Linked DNA regions of Mus musculus: all the other regions are linked to region 1. A link is a contact called in ENCODE Hi-C or POLR2A ChIA-PET data. All regions are on one chromosome and are shown on one strand. The core of a region is the stretch at or near the end of the contact, and the rest is flanking DNA. Distances in the headings are between cores, read along the strand shown.

What was found. Hi-C counts contacts between places; a loop is a spot of excess contacts on that map. ChIA-PET counts read pairs that join two places held with the same protein, here RNA polymerase II (POLR2A).
Region 2: a map of left cerebral cortex shows a loop between it and region 1 (4-fold over the local background). The contact joins the enhancer-like site here to the promoter of Zfp706 in region 1. A Hi-C loop is called at or near these places in 3 of 37 maps with a recorded cell type or tissue (gastrocnemius, left cerebral cortex and regulatory T cell). POLR2A ChIA-PET finds 5 or more read pairs at or near these places in 3 of 5 experiments (all embryonic stem cell).
Region 3: POLR2A ChIA-PET joins it to region 1 with 94 read pairs in embryonic stem cell. The contact joins the enhancer-like site here to the promoter of Zfp706 in region 1. POLR2A ChIA-PET finds 5 or more read pairs at or near these places in 5 of 5 experiments (Patski and embryonic stem cell).

Annotation. Positions count from the first base shown.
Region 1 is chr15:37,005,527-37,009,795 of GRCm38, forward strand. Zfp706 (zinc finger protein 706) reads right to left here and starts at 1,876. Exons shown (of 4, transcript NM_026521.4): 1 at 1,602-1,876. It overlaps LOC115488529, which reads left to right and starts at 180. Exons shown (of 2, transcript XM_030248876.1): 1 at 180-184; 2 at 1,330-2,947. The coding sequence starts at 180. The coding sequence ends at 2,278.
Region 2 is chr15:36,963,670-36,968,104 of GRCm38, forward strand. Gm34590 (a long non-coding RNA gene) reads left to right here. Exons shown (of 8, transcript XR_875167.3): 8 at 1-35. Among named protein-coding and RNA genes, the nearest start is that of Gm34590, 28 kb to the left of the region's middle. Within about 2 kb of position 3,002, at least 1 of the 3 ENCODE cell types and tissues checked has a DNase peak (open chromatin) inside an H3K27ac peak, as active enhancers do; it is left cerebral cortex, where a contact is called at or near this core.
Region 3 is chr15:37,061,429-37,065,298 of GRCm38, forward strand. No RefSeq gene overlaps it. Among named protein-coding and RNA genes, the nearest start is that of Gm34724, 17 kb to the left of the region's middle. Within about 2 kb of position 1,373, at least 1 of the 3 ENCODE cell types and tissues checked has a DNase peak (open chromatin) inside an H3K27ac peak, as active enhancers do.

The DNA.
Region 1 (4,269 bases), core at 626-3,125:
ACACACGTACTGGACACATTCCCACTAGTATTACGTAGCAAACTGGAAGTCCATCCAGTCTTTCACCAACCATGAGAATGTTTAATATGCCAGCCTAATATATGAACTCGATTCCCACCCAAGGCAAATATAAACTGTTTGTCATGAAAATTATATTTCATTTTTGTGTTTTTAAACCAATGCCGTATCAATTCTCTAAGTTTCAATAGTATATTGGGGGGTTGTCTCACTACATATCTCTGGCTGGCCTGGAACTCACAGAGATCTGCCTGCCTCTGCCTCCTAAGGGCTGGGATTTTAAGGCCTGTGTCACTTCACCATGTTCCAATGGCATATTTAAAAGTACATTTTGATGGTGGGTCTTCAATACATGAACACCAATGCTTTGAAAACATTCCTTAAAAAAAAAAATTAATATATATGGGTACACTGTCGCTGTCTTCAGACACACCAGAAGAGGGCATCAGATCCCATTATAGATGGTTGTGAGTCACCATGTGGTTGCTGGGAATGGAACTCAGGACCTCTGGAAGAGAAGACAGTGCTCGTAACCGCTGAGCCATCTCTCCAGTCCTGAAAACACTCTTAATGTCCCCCTGTCTTAGTATCAGATCTTTACTAGATCATTCTGATTGTCTAAAACATCTTAACTCTTCCATAAAGCATGGCTTATGTATGTGAATTACTTGGTGAACAGATCTTAAGGGTTTTATGCTTAAGTTACAGAACCTCACATCAGTAATTCCAGAACTTTCCTTGCCATCTAGAAATTAAAGCAGCTACTTTGATAACCTTTTCATGAAGCGTGCTGTAAAAACAATGCCATCAGATAAGCAAAAACTATTTTTTAACTTTTGCGTTTAGGGCTTCTCCTAAAACACAACAGAACACCTAAGATTTAACCCATTTTCTTTACCACCACCAACGGTTACAAAAAGGCAAACGCTTCAATAAACACAAAATGTAACACTAGGCAAAGGAGATCTGTTCTAACAGGCTAGCTGAGCGGGGCAGGCCCCTAACTTCTGACAGCACAGATTTCCTTTCTGAAAGCAGAAGTGCAAACGATCCAACCACCTGCTTTCGGACAGTTCAACTTACAATTTGCTCTTGACCAGCTCATCGAGTTTTTGACAAAATCTTACGTATAAATCGCTCCCTGATTAAGTGGGACAAACTGAAAGGCAATAAATCGTTTGCAAACAGTTACCAGCTGATTTTTAATAAAAGTTTTAGCTTTCCCAGGAGGCTGCAAATGAGCTACGAACCAGGAAGAGTTCTTGGAATACCAGGACTCTTGAGAAGGAGGCCCTAAGGGGCCGCTTAAAGAGAAACAACTTACTCTGAGGCCGGGGAGCCAGGAAATGGGCTCACACTCTGCAACCAGCCAGAGCAAGGGGCCCAGGTCGGCTCCGCGGCACGATCCCAGCTCTCAACAGCCATTCGTGGGCAGACTCAACCCCACGGTTGCAGCCCGGCCCGCCCGAGGCCTCGGCGGCCCTCAGCCCCGCGCCCGCTCCGCCGGGAGTCCGACGCCCGCCCCGGCCTCCCGCCGCCGCGTGCCTCCCGCCCCGGCTCCCGCGTCCTGCGGCGCCGCTTACCCGGGCCGGGCCGGTCTGGCGTCCGAGAGACCGCGCAGCGCGAGAAGAGCTGGGCAGGACGAGTAGGGAAGGAAGGGTCGAGCCCCGCACCGCTTGGGGCCTCCGCCACCCGCAGAGGAAGGACCGAGCAGAGCCGGGAGCACAACAGCCCGCGCCTCGCACACCCGCCGCAGCGCGCGCCCGCCGCGCCTGAGCCCGAGGCAGGCCCGTCGCTCGTGCCCGCGCACGCCGCGCCGCACTCCCAGTCGCCTCAGCGCCGCCTGCTTGCCCGCGCGGTCCCGCCCCTCACCTTCCTGCGGCGGCTTTGCCCCGCCCCTCTAGCATGCCCGCGTCCTTCCGGTCTGCAGGCCAATGGCAGCTCTCCCCTGTTACATAAGCGCGCGGGGGCGGGGCCTAAGACGGGAACTGCGGGGCCCTCGCCCGCCCCTCTGCTTCCCGCCCGCTCTCTCGGTGTCGTCTCAGCGTGTCCCCCTGCCCTTGCGGTGTGTGACCTCCGGTCTACGGGCGGCTGTCGGCCGAGTGGCTCAGCAGTCACTCTTTCGTGTTTCACTCACCCGGCCTGGCCTTTGCCCCGCCGCCCTCGTTTTTCCCTGGCCAGCCGGGAGCCCTGTAAGGCGCTAGCCGGAGCGGCGGGGGAGTCGCGTCCGGGGCCCCGCGTGGCCGCCGCTCGGCCATGACCCCCTGCCAGACTCGCTGCCATTGTTCCCTCACTGGTTCCGTGCTCAGGGTATTTTGACTTACTAGGGACTTTCACATAGATGGAGACTTGAGCCTGAAAAATCGGCTAAATCCTAACGTGCTCGCTTGGCCTGTGCAGGCTGGCTATTGGATTGCTAATACTTGGGGAAAGAATAAAAGGTCGTTCCCCGCCTCCACTTGATTTAGACCACGTTGTGAACTTCAGATACCTTATTAAGAGCGATTGCAATTCTAACATCTAGTGGTGGTTAGAAATGGCGTTGTAAATCTCTGCATTTGTTGCCCTGTACCTGCAACAAGCTGCTCCCCATTAGATCTAATTAGGTTATAGGTATACTGCTTTTGTGGCCTTAAAACCACTATGTGGTTCAGTCTGTCCTAGAACTGAACCCTTTCACCTCCACAGGAGCTACATGACCATGTGTCGCCATGCCCAGTCAGAATCTCAAACTTGCCTGCCAGTAGCCAGAGAATTCGTTGACTATGAGCATAGTCTACTTTACTTGTACTATGATAACCTTGTCACAGTATTGTTAAAAATAGCCAGAAAGGTGCAACGCAGCTGGGCCATGATTGAAGTGGGCTCATCTTTGATTCATTTCACTTTATGCTCACAAGCCTTTATTAAAATGTAGTTACGTGTTTAAGTTTTGTTACTGTTGCTGATGGTAATCTGTAATCTCCTTTTTATTACTGTATAGCCAGTGACCAACAAAGTGCTGAAAAAACAATATTGAACAGAATGTGTCTAAAGAGACAGGTTTGGAACAGACATGTCAAGAAGCTATAACATAGTTATTAATGGTGGCCACATTTACTGTTGTGTTAATCTGCCTTTTGGGTTGAGAGTCTTGGAGGATCTAGACTTGGGAAATACAAAGAGCTGTTTGTCTAGTCATGAATGACAATGGACACTGCAACTAGACTGTGACATCTGCAGGGGTGAGGTGGTGTCTGAAGTCTTGTGAAGTAGGATTGGTTTGTTGCTTTTTGTCCTGTGGCCTGGGGGAATACTCAAAAGCTAGTATCCCTTGAGTTTTTAATTCATATCTCCTGCAGGAACCTGACAAAAGCTGTAGCTGGAGTTAGTTCTCTCTCTCAGGACAGGACTTTGTTAACCGGGGTCTATGGGGAGTCACTAGGTGTTTAGTGGTAGCTCTGCCTTCTTTCTGGCTGGGGCCAATAGCACCCCATTTTCACTTGAGGAAAAGTAAAAGTCTTTGAGGATACTTACAGATGTTCCCTGGGGGAATCCGAGTTCACAGCAGTAAACTCCACAATGTCTTCCTGCTATGCCTCTTACCCGCACACCTTCTGCTGGAGCTTTTTTCTTTTTTTTGTTTTGTTTTTTAAGACTGCCACTCAGGCCGGGCATGGTGGCACACACCTTTAATCCCAGCACTTGGGAGGCAGAGGCAGGCAGATTTCTGAGTTCGAAGCCAGCTTGGTCTACAGAGTGAGTTCCAGGACAGCCAGGGCTACACAGAGACACCATGCCTTGAAAAACCAAAAACCAAACCAAAACAAAACAAAAAGCCCCAGAACCCTGCCACACAGGTCTCTTGTCTCCTCTATGCTTTTTATCCTTGAAGGAGTCTGGCTCACTCCCTTGTTAAGCACTGTTACCTAGAGAATATGGTGTAATGGTAATTATATGTGGTGCTTAGGACATTTGAAATATACAGGGGAAGTATGAAGCCGGAGTGAGTATGCTTGAGCATGTGTGTGGTGACAGTGGGTAAAAGGCAGGGCCTCTGCTTTGCCACCAGCTGGTGTAGTGTCAGAAAAGTGACAGCAATCTAGACATGAACACTTAGGCTTCTGTGCACATTCCTGCATTTAATTATGAATGCTAACGACACTTGTGGTAACATTTTCCCTTTTCTGCCTATCGGCGGTCACTTTAAGATAGTATGCAACAAGAACTTGCTGATTTGCTATCCAAAATCCACCTCATGAAATGAAACTG
Region 2 (4,435 bases), core at 1,752-4,251, 41 kb before region 1:
GGTACTGGAGAACTGAATGAGCAAGACATAGTCTCTACCCTGGAAACCCCACCTCTGATAGGAATGGTAGCTGGGAAGGATACCATGGACACATCTTAGCAGAGAGTTGTGTGTCATGTGACATAGCAACAGGGAGTGGAGCTGCCTCTGCCAGACCAGGAAGACCTCTGCAGCTGGAACTTGAGGTCAAAAGTAGACTCTGGATGGGAGGGAGGGAGGGAGGGACGGAGGGAGGGACGGAGGGAGGGAGAGAAGGAGAGAAGTAGGGAGGGAGGGATGGATGCGGATGTCGGTTTAGCAGGGAGGGTGCGGGATTCTGAACTAGGCTTTACCCACCTTACCCAGCTCAGTCATGCTTCCATCTTGGATCTCAGCAACTAGGAAGACCATTGCCCAACTGACATAGGCTAATGGAAGTGCTGTGGAGGGAACTGCTGTCTGAGGTGCTGTAGAGGGAGAGTGTGTCTATGTGGTGGGTCAGATACCCTTCAACTCTCTTAGTTAGGGTTTTCATTGCTGTGAAGAGACACCATGACCAAGGCAACTCTTCTAAAAGAAAACATTTGGTTTCAAATGGACTTAAAGTTTCAGAGGTTTAGTCCATTATCGTCATGGCAGGAAGCATGGTGGCATGCAGGCAGGCATGGTGCTAGAGACAGAGCAGAGAGTTCTACATCTTGATCTGAAGGCAGCAGAAGGAAACTGTGTCACACTGGGCATAACTTGAGCATATATGAGACCAGAAAGCCTGCCTCCACAGTGACACACTTCCTCCAACAAGGCCACACCTACTCCGGCAAGGGCACACTCCTAATAGTATCACTCTTATGAGTCTATGGGGCCATTTCTATTCAAACCACCACAAACTCTTAGAGTACCATAAGTGGAGTATCTGTCTCATGAAGGGGTATGTGTGTGTGTGTGTGTATGTGTATGTATGCTGTGTGTGTGCTATGTGCATGTGTGCTGTGTGTATGTGTGCTATGTGCATGTGTGTGCGCGTGCGCACTTAGAACTCATCAGTCCTTTGTTCTGTCCACTGCATTGCTCTGCCAGTTCTAGGCAAGGGTAGGAGTGAGAGCACCCATGGAGTCCAAAGCGGTTCTTGAGGAATGCTGTCTGTGCTTATAGTTGGACACATGAGCTTCCCTGACATCACAGGACCCACCCCTTGCTATGTGGCTCTCTCTCCTCTGGGTGTGAGTCTCATTTGTATTTCCAGAGCAGCCTATCAGAATGTGGACAGCCTCTTCCTTCATGTCCTCTCAGCTTCATGGTAAGTGTTTGCTCTTTCAGAGTGAAAGACAGGTCTAGGTTCAGCTTTCTATAGCCTGTACCAATTCAGAGTCCATGAGTAAGATGAGCTGACTACTAAGAATAGTTAGAACCCATGGTTCCCTGTCTCAGCAGCTGCATGGCTGAGGGCTAGGGAGGGATTCATCCACATGTGGATTGCCCATACTGCTCAGCAAGAAAACAACAAGTGGTGTTGAGCTAAACAGCATTCCTTTGCTGTAACAAGTACTGCAGAAGTCAATTTAGTCTTTATTTTAGTTCACGGTGTTGGAGGTTTCTGTTCTTGGTACATTGCCCCAATTATCTTTGGGTAATATATGAAGACAGTGAGTTTTGGTGGGAGCACATGGCAGAGAGAAGTAGACAGAGAGTGGCAGGTAGTTGCCAGGGTCCTAAAGACAAGCTCTCAATGACCCAACACCCTCTAACTAGATCCCACCTCTTAGTGGTTACACCATCTCTCAATAGCACCACAGTTGAAAGACCATGCCTTTAACATCTGGGATTTGGGGAGACGTTTTTCCAAACCATGGCAAATGATGAAAAGACATCCACAGTCCTTTATTCAATTAATTATATGTTTCAGAGCTATATGATCCATAGTAATGATCTTTAAACTCACTGCCAAAAACTGGTTTTAGCTGTGCTCCAACCGTGCATTTATTTCTCTGTAAGTACACTCATGGGCCAATCTACCAATTCGGTGGTAAAAACATCCCGTGGTCCCTTTTTTCCTAGTTCCTTGGTGTGGCATTCCCCAGTGGATACAAGGCATATCAGAATAGACTACATTTCTCAGAAACCTTTGCAGCTAGCTGTGTCCGTAAAAATCAGTTCTGCCCTGTGGAAATGCCTGAGAAGAGCACCAAGCCCAGCACTGGGATCTTTCTGTGAGATTTTCCACTTTTCACAAGTGTCCCTGTCTGAAGGTGTGCAGCTGTTTCCTGCTGCTGCTGCCCAGAATGCAGACATACTGTCTGGACCACAAGAGTCACCTTAGATAAGGAAGCAGAAACCACACGTTGGTGTCAGAGCATCAGAGAAGACAGCGTACCAGCTCTGGGCAGCTCACTACCAGGCTCCACTTAGGTGACATAAACTCTCGTTTAAGTCATTGTCATCTTGTATATTAATCTTTTGTTTTGTTTTTTTGAAACTGGGTTTCTTTGTGTAGCCTTGGCTATCATGGAACTCACTTTGTAGACCAGGCTGGCCTCAAACTCAGAAATCCACCTGCCTCTGCCTCCCGAGTTCTGGGATTAAAGGCGTGCGCCACCACTGCCCGGCTTGTATATTAATCTTATCCCAGTCTGGTCCTACCTGATAGACTTGTGTACATTTAATACATATAAAAGGGAAGACAGAAGCATATCTTACTAAAAGTTATGCTAGAAAAACTTCAGAAATTCTATTATATTTTGCACTTGACTCGACAGTCTCACAAACCTCTGAGATCTGAGGTTCCATCTTCCTTTGTCCACTTTAGAGTAATCTCTTCTTGTCACTACAGCCCTTGTTCTGTGAATCCTGTAAATCTAGTTACATTTGCGAAGTTATTTGACTCTTCTCCTCTAAATATACTTTGCTTTCTGAGGCAGGGACCCAAAAAATGTTCTTTGAATCACCTAGCACTGCCAGGACAGAATTCCTTTCAGGCTGAGCCTTGGCTAACTCTCCTGGCCTGGGTCCATCTATAGACGCTGGCCAAGGAGAGTTGGATGAGTTGGAAAGACACTGTGTGAGCTGGGCCCACAGATGTGCTGGGAACTGTGCAGATGCTGCTGTTAGGTGGGCCCACTCACCAACCTCTCACAGCAGGCTGACATGTGACTATGCCCTAACTGGTCACAAGGCCAGAGGGAAGAGAGAAGGCCAGGAGAAAAGCAGAGCTTCCCCCTCCAAAAGCTTTGCCCGGGCATGGCCTTTCTATAGGAAGGAACTGTCAGGGTGCCGTAGCCACCACTCCTCATTAGAGATGCTCAGAGTGTAACCATTACCAGAATTCTGAGGCTGAGGGTCCATCCACACCACCCTACCCACATTCTGCCTGTGCTCAGGAAAGCGAGATCTCCCCCTCCCCCCACCTAGTCCCTTCAGCATCAGGACAAATCCATACTCCCTCTCCACCCCCGTTAAGCATCGTGTCCTGCTGTATCACAGCTTCTAAATCCCTGACTCATGCCAGCCTCAGAGTTTAGAGAAGAGGTTATCCAAGTGCTGTGGGCTGCATGCTCTTCCGCACCCCCGGCCCTGCCACACACACTCAGCTATTTAATTATAGCACCTCTGCAGGGCAGAGGGGATAGGGAAGGAAGGGGCTAGGAAGAGAGAGAAGGTTCCTGAAACTAGAGGACCTTGAGGGACGTTTGGCACGATCTCATTGTGAAAGCAATGTATGATGTGGCCATTAACCCCTAGAGCAGGCAAGTGGTAAGTGGGGCAGGTCCTGGAGCCTGGCTAAGGATGCGCACGCAGCTAGGAGGCGAAGCATCGAGGCTGCGCCAAGCCCCCCTCAGTTTCATCTGTTCTCCTACACATCTAAGTAACCAGGCTATCATGTGATCCTCCGGTAACTATGGCAACGAGGTCTGTCTCGTGGAATGTGTGGTGAGAAATCTCACAGAAAGATCCCAGTACTGGGCTCGGTGCTGTGCCCAAGAGTAGCTCCCTTCCACTAGATCTGAACTCTGGGGCTGCAGGGGCACCGGGTGATAGCGGAGATGGTAACAATACGATTCTGAGCAGCTCTCTGCTGAGCTGGAGACATTGATTCTTCCTGTACTCCTGATACTTGCCTCCCCTATTTTGGACCAATCCCTGAAGACGAGAGACAAAAATAACCCTCTCCCAAGGAGACCATGCTAATGCACACTCCGTGCCTTTGGAGATGGGGCTCTATAGTGAGACACCCACTCCAGCATCTCAGACTGATGAGGGAAAGCACTCAGCGGTGCCAGGGGGTCAGCATTCTGCCTCTGCCAGGAGAAGCTGCAGAGAAGTAGGCTGCACAATGGGAGGCTGTGTTAGCATCGAGTAGACTCTCGAACCCGATGGCTCTGCAGCTCATAGGCACAGCCAGGCGGAAATGTTTGCAAATGAAGGGCATGGTTATAATATGGTGAAACACACGTCAGAGGAT
Region 3 (3,870 bases), core at 123-2,622, 55 kb after region 1:
ATGAATCCATAAGCGGGAGGGCTGCAGAGGGAAGGCTGCAGAGGGAAGGCTGCAGAGGGAGGGCTGCAGAGGGAGGGCTGCAGAGGGAGGGCTGCAGAGGGAGGGCTGCAGAGAGTCTTTAAGGGGAGTCAGCTCCGGCTCTACTGAGTGTCTTCTGCAGGCTTCCTGTTATGTAAGAACATTCAGTCAGGTGTCCTGAAGTCACCTAAGTGTCCCCAGGTGGTGGAGCCAAGGCCTTCTGGATGATGGGAGTGGCTGTGACCTGTAGGTGGTTGGGCGCTGCTGGAGAAGTTCATTCAGGAAGTGTTGTGATTGATTTTTATAACAAAGAGACCCACCCCCCCCCTCCATGGCAACAGCAGGGAAGATTGAAGGTTGGGTTGGAACCCATGGGAAGGTTGCGACCTCCACGAAGCAGAGCTCAGGGCAGCCTGGGCCAGGGCCAGGGCCAGGGCCAGGGCGAGGATGGCGGGCACTCTCTCATGTTCTTGCTGCTCTGTCCCCTCTGCCTCTTGTTCACCTTCTTCCCCCCTCCTCCACTTCCCACCCACCCCACCTTTGACACTTGCCCTTCACCTGGCCCTCATGATACCCAGCTACAGCCAGTTCCACAGAAAACCTCATTGCTTTCCTATCCCTCCATCAGACTCACGACCCTTTCCGGGTTCTGGCCTCCTTCACCCATCCTGGCATTTGTGGGACTGTGTAGGCCGGTAGACCCTTCTTAGGCTTTGAGGTCTGATTCTTACCCAAGCCTTGCTGTTGTTATAGTAAGTAGTTTCAGATGGATTTCTTTAACTTTGGCCACCCTGATGCAGAAGCGGAGGAATTCTGGACGTCTTGGGTCATATGGCCCTAATTAGAGGTCAGACAGACAGTGCCGGTGTGGTGGACTAGAAGTGTCCCTTAGAGCCTTCCTGGCCCCAAGAGTCACCCTCAGCTTGGTGTCATGTTTCCATAGTAATGCAGGCTCGGTTAGTTCATCCTTCTGGGTCCTAGCACACATGACCCTGGCCTGCTGGACCTTGTAAGGAGTATGACAAGATGGCCAGGGATGGACCAGGAGAGAGCTAGACAGGAGACTAGAGACCAGGGGAGCCTCAAAATGCAGAGTTAGAACTTCCTGTGGAGGTTGAGGAACCTGATTGCCCACGATTGAGAGATAGTTTTGTCCTTAGTCTCTTCCACCCCTCCCACGGCACTGCTGTGTGAAGCAACAGAAGGCACAGAAGGCACTCACTCGTCCTGGTCCTTCCCACCGAGGCAGCGCAAGTTGCCACCACAGAGTCAGCAGAGACAAGTGGCTTATTAGCTCAGAATCTCTGTCGATCGCGGCTGGGAAGATGGCTCAGCTGGTACAGGGTAGCAAGCCTGAGTTTAGATTCCCATCATCCACATAAAAAGCCAAGTCCAGGTGAGGAGGCAGAGATAGGAGGATTCCTGGGTTGCTTGGCAACCAGACTAGCCAATCAGTAAGCTCCAGATTCAGCAAGCAACCCTATCTGTCTCAAAAAATAAGGTAGGGAAGTGATTGAGAAAGGCAGCCAGTGTGCACTTAGGCTTGCACACACCCTATGTCCATACTAACACTTGCACATGCAGAGGGGAAAGGGAGAAAGGGAGAGAGAGAGAAGGGAGAGAGAGAGAGAGAGAGAGAGAGAGAGAGAGAGAGAGAGAGAGAGAGAATCCCCACGCTGGGGTTCCCTGCAAGGTCCTCCAGGCTGCACCCTCAGCATTAGCTGAGGTCGTGGCCTCACCTGAGATTCAGTTCTCTTCCAATCTCTTCTGGGTGCTGATGGGATTCACTTCATACTGCTGTGGACTCAGCCATCTTCTTGATGTGGCAAAGATGCCCAAGGGCCTTGGTCTTCAACCACATGGCCTGTGATTGTGTGGTGAGTATGGGGTAAGGAAAACGGAAGCGCTTCTCACAGCTCCTCTTCTCTACCTGGTTCTAAGAAGGGAGCCGTCCCTGTGCTCCAGCCATCCACAGCTGGTACATGGCCCCAGCCCCTGTGATTTGTTATTTCTGACACTTTCGAGTCTACCTTTGCATATCTTCACGAGAAATGCGGCTTGGAAGAAAAGAAAATGAATCTTGCAATCAGAAGTCAGAAGGGAGAGGCTGTGTTGGGTTAGACGCAAGGCAGAGCCCCCAGCATTTAGGCTTGTCTACATTTTGACAGGAACTAGCAGTGCATAAAACAGAAGCCTGGGCAGAGCATCTTCCTAGCCCTGGCAGGGGCTAATGGTGTCCTGACGTCGGCTCCTCATGTGTGAAGCTTGAGTTATTTGTGACAGTATTTGACCAAGATTTTCAAAGGACACGAGAAGCTGGGAACAAAATGGCTGGCTTGCCTTGTCAGCTTGTGTGGCCTGAGAAGGCACTTGTGGAGACCCTGGGGAACATACCAGGAGACATTTATCCTCTGTGGCAGTGCTGTCCTTAGGGGAGTGTGTCTGTGCCCTGGGACGTGTGTGCTGACCTATGGCAGGATTTCACTGAGCTACAGTAAAATGCCCAGGCACTTAGAGTACACACCAGCAGTGTCCGTGAGGACTGCCACATTGCTGTTACAGTTAATCTGTGCCACTGTCGAGCAAGCTTGTCTCCCTCCACCATGGGCACTGGCAACTGGGTAGGAGACATGATGACACCTCTATGTTACTTCCTTATAGGAGTTTCTGGGGCACCTGAGAAGCCGGCTCCTCATAGGAGAGGACACTTCAGAGATAGGCTGATGAAAACAGCGAGTTCCGAGGAGAACATGTGCAGACAGGCTCCAGAGAGTGCAGAAGCCAGGAGGAAAGGGTTCTTGCCAGCACACTACAACTACAGCAGAGCTACCTGTATAAGACACTTGGCTTGGTGACTAAAGAATGGAGGATAATAAATAACCCAGTAGAATAAAAAACAGGGATGCTTAAACATAGTGTTTCAAAAAGCATGTGTGTGTACATGTGAGACAAACAGGCACACGGATGGACACACACACAGAGTCCTTTAAGGCAATGGTTCTCAACCTGTGCGTCAAAACCCCTTGCATAAGCCGGGCGGGCGTGGTGGCACACGCCTTTAATCCCAGCACTCAGGAGGGCAGAGGCAGGCAGATTTCTGAGTTCGAGGCCAGCCTGGTCTACAAAGTGAGTTCCAGGACAGCCAGGGCTACACAGAGAAACCCTGTCTCGAAACCCCTCCCCCCCCCCAAAAAAACCCTTGCATATCAGATATTTGTATTTTAATTCATAACAGTAGCAAAATTGCAGGTATGAAGTACCAACAAAAGTAATTGTATGGTTGGGGTCACTACAACACTGAAAGAGTAGTAAAAACAGAATTCTAGGCCTTTGGGCCCAGGCTTGGGAATGTGATCTTTGTGGCTCAATGCTCCAAGGTATGCTAATCATAAAACAGATATCGACATCCCTCCACCCACCCACTTCCTGGGTTCAAGGAGTATTCATTCAAAGAAAGTCATCCTGACCATTACCGGAACCGCTATGCAAAGGTGCTATTGTTAGGGGCTCTTAGAAACTGTCTTGAGAAATAACCCTCAGAATTACCAGGTATTCCTTGTGACTCTTGTAACTTTGCACTTCCTTGTGACTCTTAACTGGTATTTTTGGTATTTTCCAACAACGCCCTTCCCACCTCCTTGAGTTGTGGTTTCTTCCTTTAAATACCCCCTTATCCAGCTACTTGGCGCTCCACGGTCCTCTACCCCTGCGTGGTGTATGACCGTGGGCCCGAGAGCGCTCTTGAATAAAAATACTCTTGCAGTTTACAGCAAGACTGTTTCTTGTGGGTGATTTTGGGGTGTCGCCTCTCCTGAGTCAGAACGTGGGGGAGTCCTCACGTTGTGGCTCTTT